Regions from separate parts of the Homo sapiens genome. Here region 2 is linked to region 1. Evidence: read pairs that join two places in POLR2A ChIA-PET (ENCODE). Cell type or tissue: B cell. All regions are shown on one strand.

Evidence for each region. Peaks named below come from ENCODE experiments on the same cell type or tissue, not always from the same donor. Only the 100,000 strongest peaks of a DNase experiment are listed, where the experiment ranks them.
Region 2: POLR2A ChIA-PET joins it to region 1 with 5 read pairs; 10 of 35 experiments call an interaction of 5 or more read pairs at or near these places.

The regions. Positions count from the first base shown.
Region 1 is chr12:56,183,655-56,186,154 of GRCh38, forward strand. SMARCC2 (SWI/SNF related BAF chromatin remodeling complex subunit C2) reads right to left here. Exons shown (of 29, transcript NM_001330288.2): 4 at 1,376-1,457; 5 at 1,190-1,282; 6 at 521-590; 7 at 207-276. Among named protein-coding and RNA genes, the nearest start is that of SMARCC2, 4.6 kb to the right of the region's middle. In B cell, no CTCF peak of the experiment used is centred here; no DNase peak of the experiment used is centred here.
Region 2 is chr12:56,343,611-56,346,110 of GRCh38, forward strand. It overlaps STAT2 (signal transducer and activator of transcription 2), which reads right to left. Exons shown (of 24, transcript NM_005419.4): 23 at 215-525. Among named protein-coding and RNA genes, the nearest start is that of IL23A, 6.0 kb to the left of the region's middle. In B cell, no CTCF peak of the experiment used is centred here; no DNase peak of the experiment used is centred here; H3K27ac peaks cover 474 bases.

The DNA of each region.
Region 1 (2,500 bases):
ACATAAAGCCTCAATCCTTTTAGCCCAAGGCTTGTCCACTAAGTCCAAACCTCCCCCAAGACAGAGGTTCACTTACTAGGTGAGAGGAAAACAAATTAAGTGATCTAAAAATAACTCTGAAAGAGTGGCCTCTTGCTCTGCTAGATGTCCTAGGGCTTCTGGGTCTGGCTCTTATACTTAAACCTGCCCCAGGAACCCATCCTCACCTGTCAGGATAGTAGCCCCAGTGCAGAAGAACCTGCTTATCCCTCTTCATGACTGGTCGTACCCATTCCTCTGGGGATAGAGGAAGAGAAGGGAGAGATATAAGCTAAAGGGGGACACAAAAAAAATACTGTACAAAAGCCCTAACTAATGCACTCTCCTGTTGTAGCAGGGGACTTGGTAATAGGAACTTAAGGTGGTAAGAGGATTCAAGATTGAAAGAAGAGGAGGAGCCCAGGTACTGAATGGTGATCTTAGTCCTCTGCCTCCTAGTCCAAACCATCCACTCAAGTGGACAGGAAAACCCAGGTCTCACCTTCTTCTAGATTCCCCGGGACAGGATACACAACATGGGAGGCATTGTTCTTATCCTCAGTGACTGTTCCCTGGATGGTAAAAGGAGAAGCGGGTAAATTATGGTCCCCTCTGAATTACTCAAGGTTTAGCCACAGAGCTGCCTTCCTAACCATATTTTGCTTATAATAGTATTAAAGTTAGTTTGTATTCTCTAAGCACACACCAGCTAAGTGGCAGAGGGAAACAGCTGGGATTGTGCTAATAATGGAGAAAAGTCAAAGAATTAAAAATTGCCAAAAATAATCTTCTGAACAGATAATCTATACATGGGAAATTTAAAGTCCACTGTACATCCTTATCAATGACATCTATTCATTACTATAAAGTTCCAAAGAGCAGGAATTTCATTTATCTGAGATCACGCAATCTCTAGCTCAGTAGAAGTGGATACTATTTTTCCCCAGGCCAACATAGTCTCTAGAACAGTAATGCAAACCTGTCAGGACTGAAAAATGGGAGAAGCAGACAGAAAAAGACAGACTCAAGGCTTTAACTCAAGTCTTTTTCCAAGTAGACAGAGCCACCTCTGAAGCAGAAAACATGGTAATTCAGGGCTGCTGCTTGGTATAGAAAACACTGGGAAAACAGTCATGGAGTTTCTGAAACCTCTCCTCACCAGACCATTTACCTGGTGTCTCTTGATAATGTCCTTTAATTTCCCTAGTAGTTTGGGCTCAATTTCTGGGCACAGAAAAATGTTAGGTCGAGACAGGCAATTATTCTGTGGAGAGAAGAAATAGAATGAGATTATAGGAAAGGGGTGTTTTAGATTCTCACTGAGGGAAGGGAGATAAATAGGGTATATGCCTATTACCTGCACCAAGGACTTCTCAATGGTCATAAACATTTCCACATTGCGGTCCATGCGTGATGGATTCTGGAAATCGTAACGCCGCCTTGTGAAGAGGCAATAATCTAGTGAGTGGTATAGCTCAGGTCTGCAGATGAGGTGAGGGCACGTGACTTTTTTGTTTGTTTTTTGAGATGGAGTCTTGCTCTGTCACCTAGGCTGGAGTGCAGTGGCGCGATCCCGGCTCACTGCAACCTCTGCCTCCCAGGTTCAAGCAATTCTCCTGTCTCAGCCTCCCCAGTAGCTGGGACTATAGGCACACACCACCTCACGTGGCTAATTTTTGTATTTTTAGTAAGTAGAGACGAGGTTTCACCATATTGGTCAAACTGGTCTTGAACTCCTGACCTCAGGTGATCCACCTGCCTCGGCCTCCCAAAGTGCTGGGATTACAGGCATGAGCCACCACACCCGGCCTTTTTTTTTTTCTTGAGAGGGAGTCCCGCTCTGTTGCCCAGGCTGGAGTGCACTGGCGCGATCTTGGCCAGCTGCAACCTCTGCCTCCTATGTGCAAGCCATTCTCCTGCCTCAGCCTCCCAAGTAGCTGAGACTACAGGTGCCCGCCACCATGCCCGGCTAATTTTTGTATTTTAGTAGAGATGGGGTTTTGCCAAGTTGGCCAGGCTGGTCTCAAACTCCTGACCTCAAATGATCCACCCACCTCGGCCTCCCAAAGTGCTGGGATTACAGGTGTGAGCCACTGCGCCCAGCCATGACTTCTTAATATGGGAAATTAGGAGGCAAGCTTGCTCACAGCTATTGCCAAACATCACCTGGGATCTGAGGTTCACTGATCTCAACTCCATGAATCACTCTCTGTGCTTACTTCAAAGGGACAAAAAAAGGTTTGAGATGCCAACCTAAGAATCCCTTTTCCTCTACAAAACACACAGTGATACTCACACACTCACTCTTGGAGACTGTTTTGGCTCTGACTCCCAACCATCTTCCTGACGTAGTAAGTCAGGTCTACTGACCCAGCAAAATAAAGAGACTCACAAGAATTTCTACCCCAGAAAGATCCCAGGGAATCAAAAAGGGGGATTTCCTCTAAACTAAATATAAGAAGAATAGAGAGAATCATCTCAC
Region 2 (2,500 bases), 160 kb after region 1:
GCAGGAAAGGCCTGGGAAGAGCCTGAGTGGGAACTTGTGGGATGAAAGAGCAGGGAGGTGGGGGAAGGCATGTGTAATTCCTAAAAAAAGGAATCACAGAATGGACCTCTCTCCAATGAGGAGCTTGGAGTTCAGCTTTTTCTGTAATGGGAGAGGGAGAAGAGGTAGGAAAGGGAATGTGTGCCATCTTCCATAGCTCCATCTCATCACTTACTTTCCATTGGCTCAGTGTTCAAATGTCTCAGATCACAGGGCAAATCTGGCTCTGGCACTGGCTGTGATACAGGTCCTTGGTCTGGCTCTGGCACTGTTTGTGATACCATGCATAGTGTGGGCTCTATCACAGGCTCCAGAGTGGACTCCAGCACAGACTCTAGCTCTGGCCCCAGATCCAGCCCTGCCTTCAGCAGTGGCTCTAAGTCCAGGCTGAGCTCTGGCTCTGGCACCAGCCCTAGTTCCAGCTCTAATGACTCCAGCTCTGGCTCTGGCTTAAGCTCCAGCGGTTGTTGCAGTTCATCCACCTGTCTGGATACCCAAAGACAGACAAAGGGGCAGGGCTCAGTGGTTCAAATGAAATCAGGAATGGTAGAATAAGCAGAAGCTAGTCTAAGAAGGCAGTAGGGCGGAGGGCTAAAGAGCATGGGTTTGGAATCAGGCCTCCTGGAGTTTGAATCCTGGCTGGGGGACCTTAGGCAAGTGGCCTAACTTTTCTGAGCCTCAGATTTATCATCTATAAATGAGAACAATACCTAGTAATTCTTGAGAGGCAGTAGGGTGGTTAAAATCAGGGCTACGGAATCTAACAGACCTGTATCATTAGCCACGTACCTTAGGTACAAAACTTGACTACTCTAAATCCAGTTCCTTAGCTGAAAACAGTAACAGTGTTTACTTCACAGGACTATTTTGTAGATTCAATAAAATGAGAAAATAAATGCAAACCATTTAGCCTAGTGCCTGGCGCATAATAAACTCTCAGGCCAGGCATGGTGGCTCACACCTGTAATCCAAGCACTTTGGGAGGCTGAGGCGGGCAGATCACTTGAGGCCAGGAGCTCATGACCAGCCTGGCCAACATGGTGAAACCCTGTTTCTACTAAAAATACAAAAGTTAGGCCGGGTGCAGAGGCTCACGCCTGTAATCCCAGCACTTTGGGAGGCCAAGGTGGGCGGATCATGAGGTCAGGAGTTTGAGACCAGCCTGGCCAATATGGTAAAACCCTGTCTCTACTAAAAATACAAAAATTAGCCAGGTGTGGTGGTTGTGCGCGCTTGTAGTCCCAGCTACTCAGGAGGCTGAGGCAGGAGAATTGCTTGAGCCTGGGAGGCAGAGGTTGCAGTGAGCTGAGATCGTGCCACTGCACTCCAGCCTGGGCAACAGGGCGAGACTCTGTCTCAAAAAAAAAACAAAAATTAACCAGGCATGGGTGGCGCTCGCCTGTAATCCCAGCTACTCAGTAGGCTGAGGCAGGAGAATTGCTTGAGCCTGGGAGGCAGAGGTTGCAGTGAGCTGAAATTGCACCACTGCACTCCAGCCCGGGCAATGAGAGTGAGACTGTCTCAAAAAAAAAAAAAAAAAAAAAAAAAATTCTATCCCCAGCCAAGTGCCATGGCTCATTCCTACAATCCCGGCAATTTGGGAGGCCAAGGCAGGAGACTGCTTGAGGCCAGGAGTTCAAGACCAGCCTGGGCAACACAGTGATACCCCATCCCTACAAAAAATTTAAAAAATTAGCTGAGTGTGATTGAGTGTGATGGCGTGTGCCTGTAGTCTCAGCTACTTGGGAGGCTGAGGCAGGAGCATTGCTTCAACCCCTAGGTCAAGGCTGCAGTGAGTCATGATTATACCACTGCACTCCAGCCTGGATAACAGAGACCCTGTCTCAAAAAAAAAAAAAAAAAAAAAAAAAAAAAATATATATATATGCGGGGTGTGGTGGCTCACGCCTGTAATCCCTGCATTTTGGGAGGCCAAGGTGGGTGGATTGCTTGAGTCCAGGAGTTCAAGAACAGCCTGGGCAACATGGTAAGACCCCATCTCTACAAAAAATACAAAAAAAATTAGCTGAGTTTGGTGATGCATGCCTGTATTGCTTGAGCTCAGGAGGTCGAGGCTGCAGTGAGCCAGGATCACACCACTGCACTCCAGCCTGGGCGACAGAACAAAACCCTGTCTGGAAAAAAAAAAAGCTCCATGCTTGCATCAAGTAGGTACCCATTAACACCAGTGATTATGATCATTATTATCCAGAAACCCCTGTGGAGACAACCTAAGGATGGCAGCAGAAAAATATGAGATAGGAGAGACTAGAACCAGAAAAAACTAGAGTGGGCTAGGAGGGAGGGAAGGCTGGGGAGACTGGAATAGGGCAGCTTAGGAGAAGGCAGAAAGGAGAGGCTGTGGGAATGGCAGGGCAGAGCAGCTGACCATCATCCTGGTGCTCCACCCAGGAGAAGGTAATGCCCCCTTTTGACGATTCACTGAAGCAGAGCCAAAAAG